2 separate regions of the Homo sapiens genome follow, and region 2 is linked to region 1. The links are chromatin loops, found by intact Hi-C in ENCODE. Cell type or tissue: heart right ventricle. All regions are shown on one strand. Each heading gives the region's core, and the rest is flanking DNA. Links, peaks and the distances in the headings are about the cores only. Region 1 holds the start of LINC02321 (long intergenic non-protein coding RNA 2321). Region 2 overlaps NRDE2 (NRDE-2, necessary for RNA interference, domain containing).

Evidence for each region. Hi-C counts contacts between places; a loop is a spot of excess contacts. Peaks named below come from ENCODE experiments on the same cell type or tissue, not always from the same donor. Only the 100,000 strongest peaks of a DNase experiment are listed, where the experiment ranks them.
Region 2: it touches region 1 in a loop (3-fold over the local background); 10 of 110 quality-filtered maps call a loop at or near these places.

The regions. Positions count from the first base shown.
Region 1 is chr14:90,824,738-90,831,352 of GRCh38, forward strand. LINC02321 (long intergenic non-protein coding RNA 2321) reads right to left here and starts at 3,437. Exons shown (of 4, transcript NR_184259.1): 1 at 3,252-3,437. RefSeq lists a silencer at 3,468-3,727. In heart right ventricle, for the core only: no CTCF peak of the experiment used is centred there; DNase peaks (open chromatin) are centred at 3,504 and 4,416; H3K4me3 peaks cover 1,492 bases; H3K27ac peaks cover 1,761 bases.
Region 2 is chr14:90,286,524-90,293,138 of GRCh38, forward strand. It overlaps NRDE2 (NRDE-2, necessary for RNA interference, domain containing), which reads right to left. Exons shown (of 14, transcript NM_017970.4): 9 at 6,174-6,349; 10 at 3,698-4,084; 11 at 1,694-2,622. Among named protein-coding and RNA genes, the nearest start is that of PSMC1, 33 kb to the left of the region's middle. RefSeq lists an enhancer at 4,880-6,079. In heart right ventricle, for the core only: a CTCF peak has its summit at 3,000 (motif pointing right); a DNase peak (open chromatin) is centred at 2,398; H3K27ac peaks cover 2,880 bases.

The DNA of each region.
Region 1 (6,615 bases), core at 1,011-6,010:
ATTTTTTGTATTTTTAATAGAGATGGGGTTTCACCGTGTTAGCCAGGATCGTCTCGATCTCCTGACCTCGTGATCCGCCCACCTTGGCTTCCCAAAGTGCTAGGATTACAGGCGTGAGCCAAGATGCCCGGCCATTTATTGTATTTTTAGTAGAGACAGGGTTTCACCATGTTGGCCAGGATGATCTCGAACTCCAGACCTCGTGATCCGCCCGCCTCGGCCTCCCAAAGTGCTGGGATTACAGGCATGAGCCACCGTGTCTGCCCTTTTTCTTTCTTTCTTTCTTTGTTTTTTTTAGAGACAGGGTCTTGCTTTGTGTCTCTTGGGCTGGCATGCAGTGGCACCATCATAGCTCACTGCAGCCTTGAACTCCTGGGCTCAACCAATCCTCCTGCTTCAATCTCCCAAGTAGCGCCGCCATGTCCAGCTAACTTTTTTTAATTTTGTAGAGATGGGGGTCTTGCTTTGTGGCCTAGGCTGGTTTGAGCTCCTAAGCTTGAGTGATCCACCCACCTTGGCCTCCCAAAGTGCTGGCAGTACAGGCATGAGCTGTGATGCCCTGCCTGTAATAGGAATCTTCAGGAGTGTTTTCCTCACACTCAGAGTTCTGGGGACACTTCCGTGTTACCCTGTACCCCACCTGTCCTATCTTCTCCAAAAAAGGCATAGACTGGGTTTGTGATAAAATACCCACCTATATCTGTAAATGAACATCAAAGTAAAGATGGGAAACTATTCAGATACGGGGGAGAAAGGTGTATCTGCCAACAGGGAGGAGACTGACTGTTCCTCAGCATAAGGCTAGACTGATTTCTGAGCTTCCTAGCAGACCAGGCACAGAAGAAAACACGTGGAATGGTTTTATTTATTTAATTTTTTTTTTTTTTTAGATGGAGTCTCACTCTGTCACCCAGGTTGGAGTGCAGTGGCTTGATCTCAGCTCACTGCAACCTCCGCCTCCTGGGTTCCAGCAATTCTCCCTGCCTCAGCCTCCCAAGTAGCTGGGATTACAGGAATCTGCCACCATGCCCAGCTAATGTTTGCATTTTTTAGTAGAGACAGGGTTTCACCATGTTGGCTAGGCTGGTCTTGAACTCCTGACCTCAGGTGATCTGCCCACCTCGGCCTCCCGAAGTGCTGGGATTACAGGTGTGAGCCACTGCGCCTGGCAGAATGGTTTGATTTAAATGATGTTGTTGATTCACATATCAGGAGTTTGTTTGTTTGTTTGTTTTTTGAGATTAAAGTCTTGCTCTGTCACCCAGGCTGGAATGCAGTGGCACAATCTTGGCTCACTGCAACTTCTGCCTCTGGGGTTCAAGTGATCCTCCTCCCTTACCTTCCCAAGTAGCTGAGATTACTGGCATATGCCACCACGCCTGCCTAATTTTTGTATTTTTAGTAGAGACGGGATTTCACCATGTTGGCCAGTCTGGTCTCGAACTCCCGACCTCAAGTGGTCTGTCCACCTCAGCCTCCCAAAGTGCTGGGATTACAGGTGTGAGCCACCACGCCCAGCTGACATCAGGAGTTTTAAAGAGAAATCACGAACTAGGTGGGCACAAGGGACCTGGTTGTTCCTGGGGAGTTGTATCAGCAAACAGGTTTGAAGTTTGCACTTCGGACACGTTACTGTGAAAAAAAGAAACTAATTCTCATTTTGTGTGAAGGAGCCTGATAGACACAGGATCTGCTTCAGTGAGGAATTGTGAGTGATCTTCCCCTGCACAAGGCCAATAGGGTGCAAGGTTTCCACAGTTCAATTCAACAAACGTTTATTGAGTACCTACTATGTGCCGGACACAGTGTTAGGCCTTAGTGATACAATATTGTGTAGGGTATGGTCCCATCCCTCAAGGAACTCACAGTCTAGTGGGGGAAAGAAGTGAGCAACAGCTCTGCAGCCGGACCCAGAGGAACGCCAGGAATTAACTGTGGTGGGTGCTCCAGTAAGTCTTCCTGGAGAATGTTGCCCCCAAGCCAAGCCTTGAAAAAGGATCTCAGGTCCAGTCTGCTCACCAACCCTCACCATCTAACAAAGTGGTCCTGGGTTTTCAAAACTCTTGCACTCAAAATAGGGTCCCAGTATTCAGACATATGCAGTCCCAGATCACCCCCGACCATCAGATGAGAAAAACCCAACAATCTGGTCTCCTTTCCTGCAGCAAAGCACTTGGTGGTCAGAAGGGTTGGGGGTGAAGGTTTATGGGATCTGCTGGACAGCTGGTGAGGCATACAGACACTTCTGGTTATTATCTTTCTCCCAAATCAAATGCTAAAGGTACTAAAACCATGCTGACTGCATGAACCATTCCCTGGGGACTGGTAGGGCATTCCATTCCTCCCCACATTTGGGAGTCCAAACTGGGGTGGAGGGGTAAGAAGTAAAAGGTCTGGGTCAAGTGCTGCCCATCAGCTTGTTCATGATCAGGTACCCTTCAGTTTCCTTATTTGTAAGAGGAGAGTGCTAGTCAAGGAGGTCCTGGGCTCTGGTCGTTGATTCTGTCCTGTCAAAGTGAGAGTGGCTGGAATGGGATTGGTATATGGGTGCTCCCATACAGCTGAGGTTCCTTTCTGAGCTCTCAGGAAGCAAATTAAAAAAAAAATAATAATAATTACCAGGTGAGATGGCTCACAGCTGTAGTCCCAAGCACTTTGGGAGGCCGAGGCGGGTGGATCACCTGAGGTCAGGAGTTCGAGACCAGCCTGGCCAACATGATGAAACCCGTCTCTATTAAAAATACAAAAATTAGCCGGGTGTGGTGGTGGGCACTTGTAATCCCAGCTACTCGGGAGGCTGAGGCAGAAGAATCGCTTAAACCCGGGAAGCAGAGATTGCAGTGAACCAAGATCACTCCACTGCACTCCACCCTGGGTGACAGAGTGAGACTCCATCTCAAAAAAATAAAAAATGAAAAATAAAAATAAAACGAATAATAATAATAAGGCATCTGAAAAAACTCTTGAAGTTAGGAAACCTGGATTTGATTTTCATCTCTGTAACTGACCTGCCGTGTGACCTTGTGAAAGGCGTGTCCCCTCTCTGGGGGTGTCAGTGGACTAATTCCCGAGTTAGCTGTGGGGGGAGATGATCACTGGCATTTAACAGTAAGGTGGGGCTTCAGAAGTCCATCTACTGCGAAGCAAGAGAAAACTCCACGGAATACACGACTGAAACGAGTGGGAAGCCAGATGTGTCACGGACGTAGGGAGGGGAAGATGAAGGTCCCAGCAAAATCCCGGGAACATACCTGTCAAAGGGTCAGCGAGAAAACCAGTCCCTTGGCTGGTTGAAAGGAACACTTGATTCTTTGTCAGAAAGCAGCCTTGCGCTTCTAAGGGGTCTGCTGTCTGAAAGAAGCCTTCGAGGCTCGCAGACCTGGGGAAGAACTCAACCTGCCTTCAGCCCATGGGGACTGGGGCCGGCGCGGCTTTCTGGAATCGAACGGAACGAGGCGACCAGGCGCGGCGGCGGCAGCCAATGAGGGAGCCTCCTGATGAGGTCATGCAGTTCCTGGGCGCTTCATTGGCGGATCCTTCGCGGGGCCGCGGCGGGGGCCGCAGGGCGGAGCGAGGCGGGGCGAGGCGGGGCGGAGGCGGTGCCTGCCAGAGCCCGGACCTAAAACCGCGGTTCGATTTTCCTTATTTCCTCCCAGCGCTTATTTCCCCTGAGCGCGATGGGTCAGGCCCTTCTTAAGAGAGCAGTGAAAATACCCAGAAAAAAGGGCTTTTACTCACTCCAGAGACTGGGTTTACTTATTTTGGGTGAGCCCTCATTTTCTTTAGTAAAAGTGGAGGGTTGTTTAGTTTTGTTTCAATCCAGGCCAAACGCACTATTAACTCTAACCATTTAGCAACGCTGAGAGAATGTCCCTTGGTAGCCTTTTATTTGCCCACTGTGGTCCTCTAACCCGCTGTGTTGGGAGCACCGAACACCAGCTTTGTTCCACAGACGTGGAAACAGACCCAGGCGACTTGCCCAGGGTTATGTGGCCATTCAGTGGGACAGTGGGGGAACAGAGAACTAAGCTTTTGGTCCCTGCTGCCTGCCCAGGGGACCCACTCTCATGACCCTGGGTCACAGCCCAGGGCTCCCCACAGCCCAGGGCTCCCCACAAGGAAAGGCAGTCAAGTCAACCTTGCTGCTTCCTGTTGCAAGCTTTTGATACATCAGTTTCATTTTCAAAATACCGCCCAGAGTAGTCTATGGTCAGCAGAAAGATGCTGACAGCACTGTCTATTCTAGGAAGTTATTTTCGAATGAACTACAGTGTGAGGGACGGTTGGAATGTCCCTGATGCTGAAGGAGCCTGGCAGCTATTACGCTGGTCCTCAGCCCACCAGGCCTTCCTTTTTAAGAGGTATCTAGGAACTTGCATAATGCCTCTGTTTTGTTGCAGTCTAAGGGCGCTGACCCTTTGCCCAGAGAGAAGCGGAGTTTTAAGTGATGTGTACAGGACACTCTTCTAAGGATGAGACCCTGGCACTTGGCCTGGGCCCTCAAATATGCGTTGAATGACTGATACAGCCTGAATGCCTGTTATCAGACTCAGAGATTGTGTGGGCCAGGGAAGGCAGGCAGCAGAGAGAGTGCGGGCAGGCCGGGCGCGGTGGCTCACACCTGTAATCCCAGCACTCTGGGAGGCCGAGGTGGGCAGATCACTTGAGCTCAGGAGTTCAAGACTAGCCTGGGCAACATGGCAAAACCCTGTCTCTATTTTTATTTAGAAAGAAAGAAAGAGAGCGAGAGAGAGAGAGACAAAGAGAAAGAAAGAAAGAAAAAGAAAGAAAGAAAGAAAGAAAGAAAGAAAGAAAAAGAAAGAAAGAAAGAAAGAAAGAAAGAAAGAAAGAGGAAAGAGCAGAGTTAGATGGCCTCACTCGTGGGAGGATGCCATCTGTCATCTGGGATCTTTATCTCCTTTCCTGTATTTGAGGAATCCCCCACCAGAGACACTGAAAATGCCAGGCACTCACTGTGCCAGACCCCCTTGTTTCTACAGTGAGGGGTGGGGGACCTCAACCCTGCCAGGCAGACGCCACTCAGAAAGCAGGTGCAGGAGCGTGGGCAGCCTCAGCCTGATTCGGAGGCATCCCAGGTGGCAACTGCTCTGGCAGGCCATGTGAGTGGGGCTGGGGTGCACTTGGGTATCTGTGCCCAGCAGTGGTGGCAGCACTTTTCCTCCCTGCCAGACCAGTCCTGCGGAGGATGTCCAGCCTCCCAGCCTGGGTCCCTTCCTCCCAGAATGTGTGCACCTGATGTGATGAATTCCACTTCTACCTAAATCAGCCAGAGCTGGTTTCTGTGGTTTCTAGCAGAGAACTGGACTGCTGGAGGAGGCTTCCTGTAGGAGGGACAGGCACTGGCTAGGCAAGAAAGGATGGGCGCCCAGGTAGAAAAAATGGCACCAGGCTAAGGGTGGGGAGGAGACGGAGGACGGAGAGGCATCGTGGTACCATCTTCCTTCAGACCAAGTCACAAGTTTCAGAATTGTGTGGAAGGAAGCAAGTCACATTGCTGGGTCGGGTATCCTCCAGCCTCTCACAGGAGTTATAAAGGGTCCTAGGAGTCATGATTGGGCTGGAGGGGTTTCCTGCAGGTCTGCTTTTTCCCCTTTGAGCCTTCCTTCCTTCCTTCTTTTTTTTTCTTCAGACAGAGTCTTGCTCTTATCACCCAGGCTAGAGTGCAATGCCGAGATCTCAGCTCACTGCAACCTCAGCCTCCTAGGTTCAAGCGATTCTCCTGCCTCAGCCTCCTGAGTAGCTGGGATTACAGGTGCCTGCCACCACGCCTGACTAATTTTTATATTTTTAGAGACAGAGTTTCCCCATGTTGGGCAGGCTGGTCTCAAACTCCTGACCTCAGACGATCCGCCCGCCTCAGCCTCCCAAAGTGCTGGGATCTGAGCCTTTTACTCAAGAAACTTGGGCTTTTCTTCCCCAGTGGGAAGGGAGGTTAGGTTTAAGAGAGGAGATCAGGCTCCTGGTAGCCTTTTACTAGGCGGGCTTCTCTGATTTTATTAGGAAGCCTCAGTGTGCTCCCCAATAGGTAAGTCCTTCACCTGAAGTACAATTTTAACTTGGGGTGAAGACTTTCTTTTTAGAATGAAAGATGAGGCTTAAAATGCCCCTTTCCCCAGCCCTAACGCAGCCCTTGCATTTCCACCTTTGATGGGCGAACTCACTCCAGTGGGGCTGGCCCTTTGCCGCTCTGTGTTCATTGACATGGGTGTTGGGAGGACGCTATTCCCTGAGCCACCCTTTCCCAGGTGGGGAAACTCTGGTGGTGCTGGGGGCCTGGGGATGAGCTGCCTTCTTTGGAGCAGAGTTTGAGAGAGCAAGGAGGGCTCAGGAGCCTGGGGATGGAGGTGAGGTAGGGAAAGCCTCCAGAAGGCGGGCAGGGGCTGGCATCCCGGACCGGCGCTTCCCACCCCTCTTCTCAGGCCTCCTCCCCAGCAAAGGTGCCAGACGCCCTGGGCTGTCGCCGTTCCCCCATGGGGCAGTAAGAGCTCTCTAAACCTCAGACTTCCACAGACCTGCCTCAGATGGACCCCCAAGAAAGGAGGAAGCCAGCTCTCAGGGACTGAGCTGCAGGCCCAACATCTCCTCCCTACCCCA
Region 2 (6,615 bases), core at 775-5,774, 540 kb before region 1:
CAAGCTCTCTCATCCTACATCACAGAAGGAAGAGATGCCTGAGTGATGATAAGTGTCAGCAACAACCAGATCAGACAGACTCAGGGGAGAACTGTCCCTCAGGCGTAGAGCGCTGTGTATGGGGCTTCTCCAAGGCCAGGAGAAGGCACAGGCCAGAGTTCTGTGGTTTCCACACCACATCGAATCTGTCTTGAAGTCACACAAAAACCCACTCGCCTCTGTTTTCTAAAGAAAGCTACCCTTTGCTGGGCGCAATGGCTCATGCCTGTAATCCTAGCACTTCGGGAGGCCAAGGTGGGTAGATCACAAGGTCAGGAGTTGGAGACCAGACTGGCCAATATGGTGAAACCTTGTCTCTACTAAAAATACAAAAATTAGCTGGTGCCTGTAGTCCCAGCTACTCGGGAGGCTGAGGCAGGAGAATTGCTTGAACCCGGGAGGCGGAGGTTGCAGTGAGCTGAGATCACGCCACTGCATTCCAGCCTGGGCAACAGAGTGAGACTCCGTCTCAAAAAAAAAAAAAAAAAAAAAAAAAAAAAAGAGAAAGAAAGCTACCCTTTAATCAGCAGAATGCAAATTCTACTTTACAGGAAGAAAAGACCTTTTGATTTATAATAGAGAAAGCAAGGCTCACATAGAGTGAACAAAATCCCAATGGAAGAAATAAAAAACAAGTGAAATATTATTCAAAGACAATTTTGGCTTATAAGGTCAGAGTGAAGCAACAGCAAAGATTCTGGGAAAACAATGATGCCTAAGCTAATGTGTCCCCCAGATTAACATTTAACCTTTAGAGAGAAAATACTGGATCAGGCCGGACACTGTGGCTCCCTCCTATAATCCCAGCACTTTGGAAGGCTGAGACGGGTAGATCGCTTAAGCTCAGGAGATGGAGACCAGCCTGGGCACTATGGCAAAACCCCGTCTCTACAAAAAATAAAAAATAAAAAAATTAGCCAGGCGTGGTGGTGCCTGTAGTCCCAGCTACCGGGGAGACTGAGGTGGGAGGATCACTTGAGCCCAGGAGGTCAAGGCTGCAGTGAGCTGAGACTGCACCACTGCACTCCAGCCTGAGCGACAGAGTAAGACCCTGTCTCAAAAAATAAAAATAAAAAAAGAAAATATCGTATCAAAGATGGAATTTAAACATGACACTTCTGTCACTAGGAATGCTGACAGAAGCTCCCAGTCATTACACACTTTGTACCAAGCACTTACCTCACTGACCCCTCAGAGAGACCCTATGAAGTAGGTTTTTCATTCCCATTTGACAGAGAGGGAGCTATGAGAGGGGAAGTGGCCTGCTCGAGTTCACCCAGCCGAGAAGAGCTGGCACTGGAATCCAGAAAGCTGCCACCTGGCCCCGGTGCTCTTAGCCATCAGGCTTTCGTGACGGCTTCTCAGCATTCCCGTGATCTGACAGCCACCACCCATGCACACAGAAACAACATTCATACTCCCCAGAAGCACACCCAGGCGACAGCCACCAACCCCCCTCCTGAGAGGCGCCGCTACTTTGTGTCTCGCTTGCCTTTCAATCCGTTATCCTATGACACCTACAGCCCCACGGCAGGTGTTCTGGGCACCGTGCCATGTTCATCCCTGTCTTCCTGAGACCCAGCAAGGTCAGGGCAACACAGCAAGCATTCCATAAACATTTGCGGGGCACACGAACAGAACGGTCTGGAATTACCTCTGGACAGTTTCCACCAGTCTCTTCCTCAGTTTCTCAGCTTCAATTGCAAACAACCAAGGCTCCAAGGGTTTGGCAGACCTGGTGATTGTGTCAAAAAATCTCCTGGTTTTGCTGGCACTGTGGGACTTATTCTGAATCTGTACATAGGACCTCCAAAGAACCTGGTTGCCTGGATACAACTTTAAAGCCTGTGAGAGTGCCTCTCGCAGAGGGGCCAGCGGGTAAACACTCACTTTCATGTGGAATCTCAGCAGGCTCGTGTGCATCAGTGTGATGGCTTCGAGAACACTGGTCCAACTCTGGGAGCTGGCACTGTCCCCCTCGCCAGAGCCTTCTGGGAAAACAGAACTGTTCAGTTTTGCAAACACCTGTTCGTATATCTGCACAGCAGCATCAATCCCTATGGTCAAATACTGGAAGAGCATGAAGCATTTAGCCAGGCTAATTAGGCGGCTACAGGAATCGGTGGGAGCTGGATTGGAGACACAGCTGTCACCCAAACAGTCCTGCAGTGCGTGCTCATAAGCCTTTCGCGCTTTCAAAATGTGAACAGCCAACACCTGTCCAGTGTAGGGCCCATAGGGGCTGCTCTCAGTCAGCTTGGTTAATATGTGAACAGCTCGAGCTGTGGCAGCCCTTCTCACTTCTGGCGACAGCTCCACCTCCAGCTCAGCATAGAGCAGACTGAGCTCACAGAGGTCAGAGTCTTTCAGTTCTCTGCTTCCTGCCATGCCAAGTGCTGTGTCAAAAACTTTTCTGGCATCCTCCGTGTTGCCAAGCAACCACTCCAGATGTGCATACTGCTTCCACAGGCAAAAGTTGTTGCAGTTTTCTGGCTCCTTAAGGAGATTCTTGGCTAGTTTTTTGCAGTTCTTCCCTTGAGACTTTAATCTCTTCTTGTTTTTAGTGTGCAGGCACCAAATGACCTACAGGGAAAAAGAGAAGAATGACTGCAGGTGCTCTGTAATTAAGGCGTCCTCTGCTGCCAACTGTAGAAAGCACTGACAGGAAAAAAGGCGTCTACGCTTCCTCCCTTTATCACGGGTCTGGTAAACACTGAGGCTCTCTGAGCTGGAAAAGAAATAAGGATTTTTACCAGGGCCACAACTGCCCCCAAATTTATAATCCAGGGTTCCAGCTGAAATCTCTATAAACAAAGCTGATACCTACAAATGTTCTTCTCCAAAGAGATGTGGCCACAACATTTCAACACACTATTTCAATACAGCCTGGTGTGTGTAATCTGTAGTTGAAGCTTCAGAACTTGGGTGCTAAGAGAGCCAGTACTAACTGTGGCCAGCAGAGGACAGAACAGCTGATCCAGACTCATTTCTAGCAGAAACAGGAGGGTAAGTATTATCAGTAGCTTATCTATTATTTATTTTTGAGATGGAGTCTCACTCTGTCACCCAGGCTGGAGTGCAATGGTGCGATCTCAGTTCACGGCAACCTCTACCTTCCATGTTCAAGCGATTCTCCTGCCTCAGCCTCCTGGGCAGCTGGGATTACAGGCACACGCCACAACGCCCAGCTAATTTTTGCATTTTTAGTAGAGACGAGGTTTTGCCATGTTGGCCAGGTTGGTCTCGAACTCCTGACCTCAGGTGATCCGCCCGCCTCGGCCTCCCAAAGTGCTGGGATTACAGGCGTGAGCCACCGCGCCTGACGCTGATCTATTTTAATAAGCCCCTGAATGCTCTGACGCTGCTTTAAAACTATTTTGAGCACTCATTGTTCATGTAAGGACGGGGACCTGGTAGTGCAAGATAATACAATAAACAGCTCGAGAGTCACTGAGGTAGCCTGACTCGTTCCTGCCTTACTCCTCTTCACTGCGGACCCTCAGAAGGGCAAACACACACAAGGTGCCTTCAGGGTCACTGGAGGAGGAGGTGCTGGGGCATAGTTCCAGGGAGAGCACTCGGAGGCTTACAATCCCGTTTATAAACACTGACATGAAATGAAAAGTCCCCAAACATGGGAGGACGAGTCTGGAATTACCTTTGCAATCTCATACTGTAACCAGGAGAAGCAGAGCTGGGACTTCTCTTTGCCTGAAAATAAAGGCATGACAAGGTGGAAGACATTGCGGATGAACTCCTCGCCCTCTCGGTTCTGACCCCTGGTCCAGCGAGGATAGCCCAACCTATCCATGCGGCCAACACAGCTAGCCCCAGAAAACAAAGGGTTGAAAAAAGTCAAGGGCTTTTCATCATAAAGTCCATTATCAAAGATGCTGTTCTCATCCATGGCCAGATAAAGACAGGAGGCTGGAGGAGTAAAGCCAGAAGGCACACCCAAGAACTGCAGGAAGGCCTCCACCAGCTGGAACTGAAGATCATGGCTGGAAAGTCTGATCAAAGATTGCCCAATATCATCAAACAACACCTGCAACAAAGACAAAATAAAGCGACCCATGTAACAAAACAAAACCCGCACATTTGTCACAATTCTCTTTATATGCATGTACTAATGGTTCAACATTATTCAAATTAAATCAATTTTAAACAGACAGGAGCTAAGCTCTCTGTTAGCACAAGCCAGAGGCCTTGCAAGGCAACCTGGACAGCTGGAGAATAACTGTTAGGCAGCCCTGTGGTGCCATTAACATTTCAACACATGGGAAAGCCTGAGGAGGAGAGAAGCCATGAACGGGTTTAAGCCAGAAGCTTTCAAAGTATCCTGATGGATTTGTAGAAAATCTAGAAACATGTTCACTTCTGAAAGCATACATAATTGCTTTTGTACTTTGATAACGCATGATGGTGAAAAATTTGTATTGTAAGATGGAAGATAAGAACTTTACTATTTGTGGTTTCCTTGTACAAAATTGCTCCAAGAAATGAAAAATATACTCAAAACTAGATAAACAGACAAAACTAGATAAACAGACTCAAGGTAAGAAGGAACCTACAGGAGCAATGGAGCACATTAAAAGCAATTATAAGAGCCTAACACTAACTGTAAATGTCTACAGCTGAGTTCATGTAATAATTTAAAAACATAAGGGCCAAGGAGGCCACCCTTTGTGTCCTGGTGCTGCTTATCTGATTGGTCTTTGTGGCTCTCAGCAAAGCGGAAATCATAACACAAGCACAATAAACTAGAGTATGTGGGACTCAATCAAAACCATCAATTAATCAGAAAGCTGCTCTTTATGTTAAAAATAAATTAGAAAGCTTTTCTCCCCCAGGCTTTGATTACAGAAAAAGCTAAATGGCAAGAAATCGCTTGCAGCAGCAGTCTGCTCCAGAAATCTGCTTCCAGGAGACTGCTGGGACTCTAAGCCTTGAGAAATGACTTCCAGAAGGGTGGCTGTGAACTCTACAAAATCCTCAGATACCAAAGAAAGATTCCACTCTTCTGCAGACATTCAGCTTCAGCGAGGCAAGAGGCCTCCCAGGTAAGTACCCTCTCCAAGACTTCCAGTGAGTTGAGGCTTCCCTAGAAGCTGGCCCCTTCTTCCTCCAGAGATCACCTCTGTCTCTATCCCCACTTCTCTGTGTCCTCACTCCAGTCTGGCCACCCCATTCCCCACTCCTCAAACGCTCCTGGCACTCTGGGGCCTTCACTTGTGCTGATCCCTCTGCCCAGAGCAGATGCTCCGTCATCAAACAAATATTCCTTCAACATCCAAGAGGATTCACCGAGTGCTCACCACAGGACAAATGCTGTTCTAGGCACTGACGTCAGAGCACTCAACAAAAGGGATAAACTCCTTGCCTTCAGGGCGCCTCGTTTGTAGAAAAGGTCACAGAGCTCCAAGACACAGAGTTGGTATCTGGTTAAACTGGATCAATTCCAGGTATCGAGACAGCATTTCTTCATTTTAATTTAAAACCTCCAGAGCTGCTGGCCACTAAACACAGAGCAGCATGTAACAAGTCACACGGTAACAGTAAATGAGATAACACAGATGAACTGCCTGGCACGCCACAGGTATTCAATAAACACTAGTTTCTTCTTCCGCAAGACACGCTGATGCCAACTGTCCAACATGGACCCTACGGCCAGTCCCTCTTGTCTTCTAGAGTCCAGTCTATCTGCTACAGCTTCACGGACCCAAGAGTGGGGTGGGGAAAGTGGACACAAGGAAAGAATCTAGGACAGTGATTCCGAGTTTTTTGAATAATCTGTATGTATCCCACAGGGCTCCACATGAAAAATTAACTGAATGACCTGGAAGACAATCTCCAGAGGGGTGACCACAAGGGCCCACCCACCTACTAGGGGACAGAAGCTCTCTGGTCAAGCACCTATATGCTCCCCCATCACCAGCAGCCAAGGAAATTCTACACTGATATCCAGCAGGAAGGAAGTTTCCACAGATGAGAACAGGAGCAGGTTAGCATCTCCTAAGCTAGCCAACTGCTAAGAGAGCTCCAGCGGCCTCCTTTCAGATAACCAAAGCGCATGGGAATGGAAAGCAGGCAGGGACCCCCTGGACAGCTTCCTGCCTGGGGCGGAGGATACATGCCTGTCTCTCGGGATCCTCACAGTCTTCCTCGGTTTGCTTCTTGGTCTTATCAGGGCGCCAGGGCCGCCAGTGCCTCTGGTCACGGGAACGCTCAGCAGCAAGCCAGATCTGCCACCTGGGCAGAGTCTTATCTTTTATTTCCTGGTCATCCTCTTCTGGTTCATCGTCATCCTCATCTAGACAAGAATGAGACTTCTTCACCTCATCAGCAAATAAAACCACCATCGCCACTCAATCAGCCTGCTATGTCAGGGACTGTTGGGCACCCGCAATGCCAAGATGTGTAAGAGCCATGCCAGTCTCCCAGGATACTCAGTGGCATTTAGGAACTCTTTGTAATCAATCAAGTCCTCAGGAAGCAAAGGAAGACAAGGTGATCAAATCAAATTATTTTTAATAGTATAGTGATTAAAATGGAAATGACACATACTCTAGAACAGTA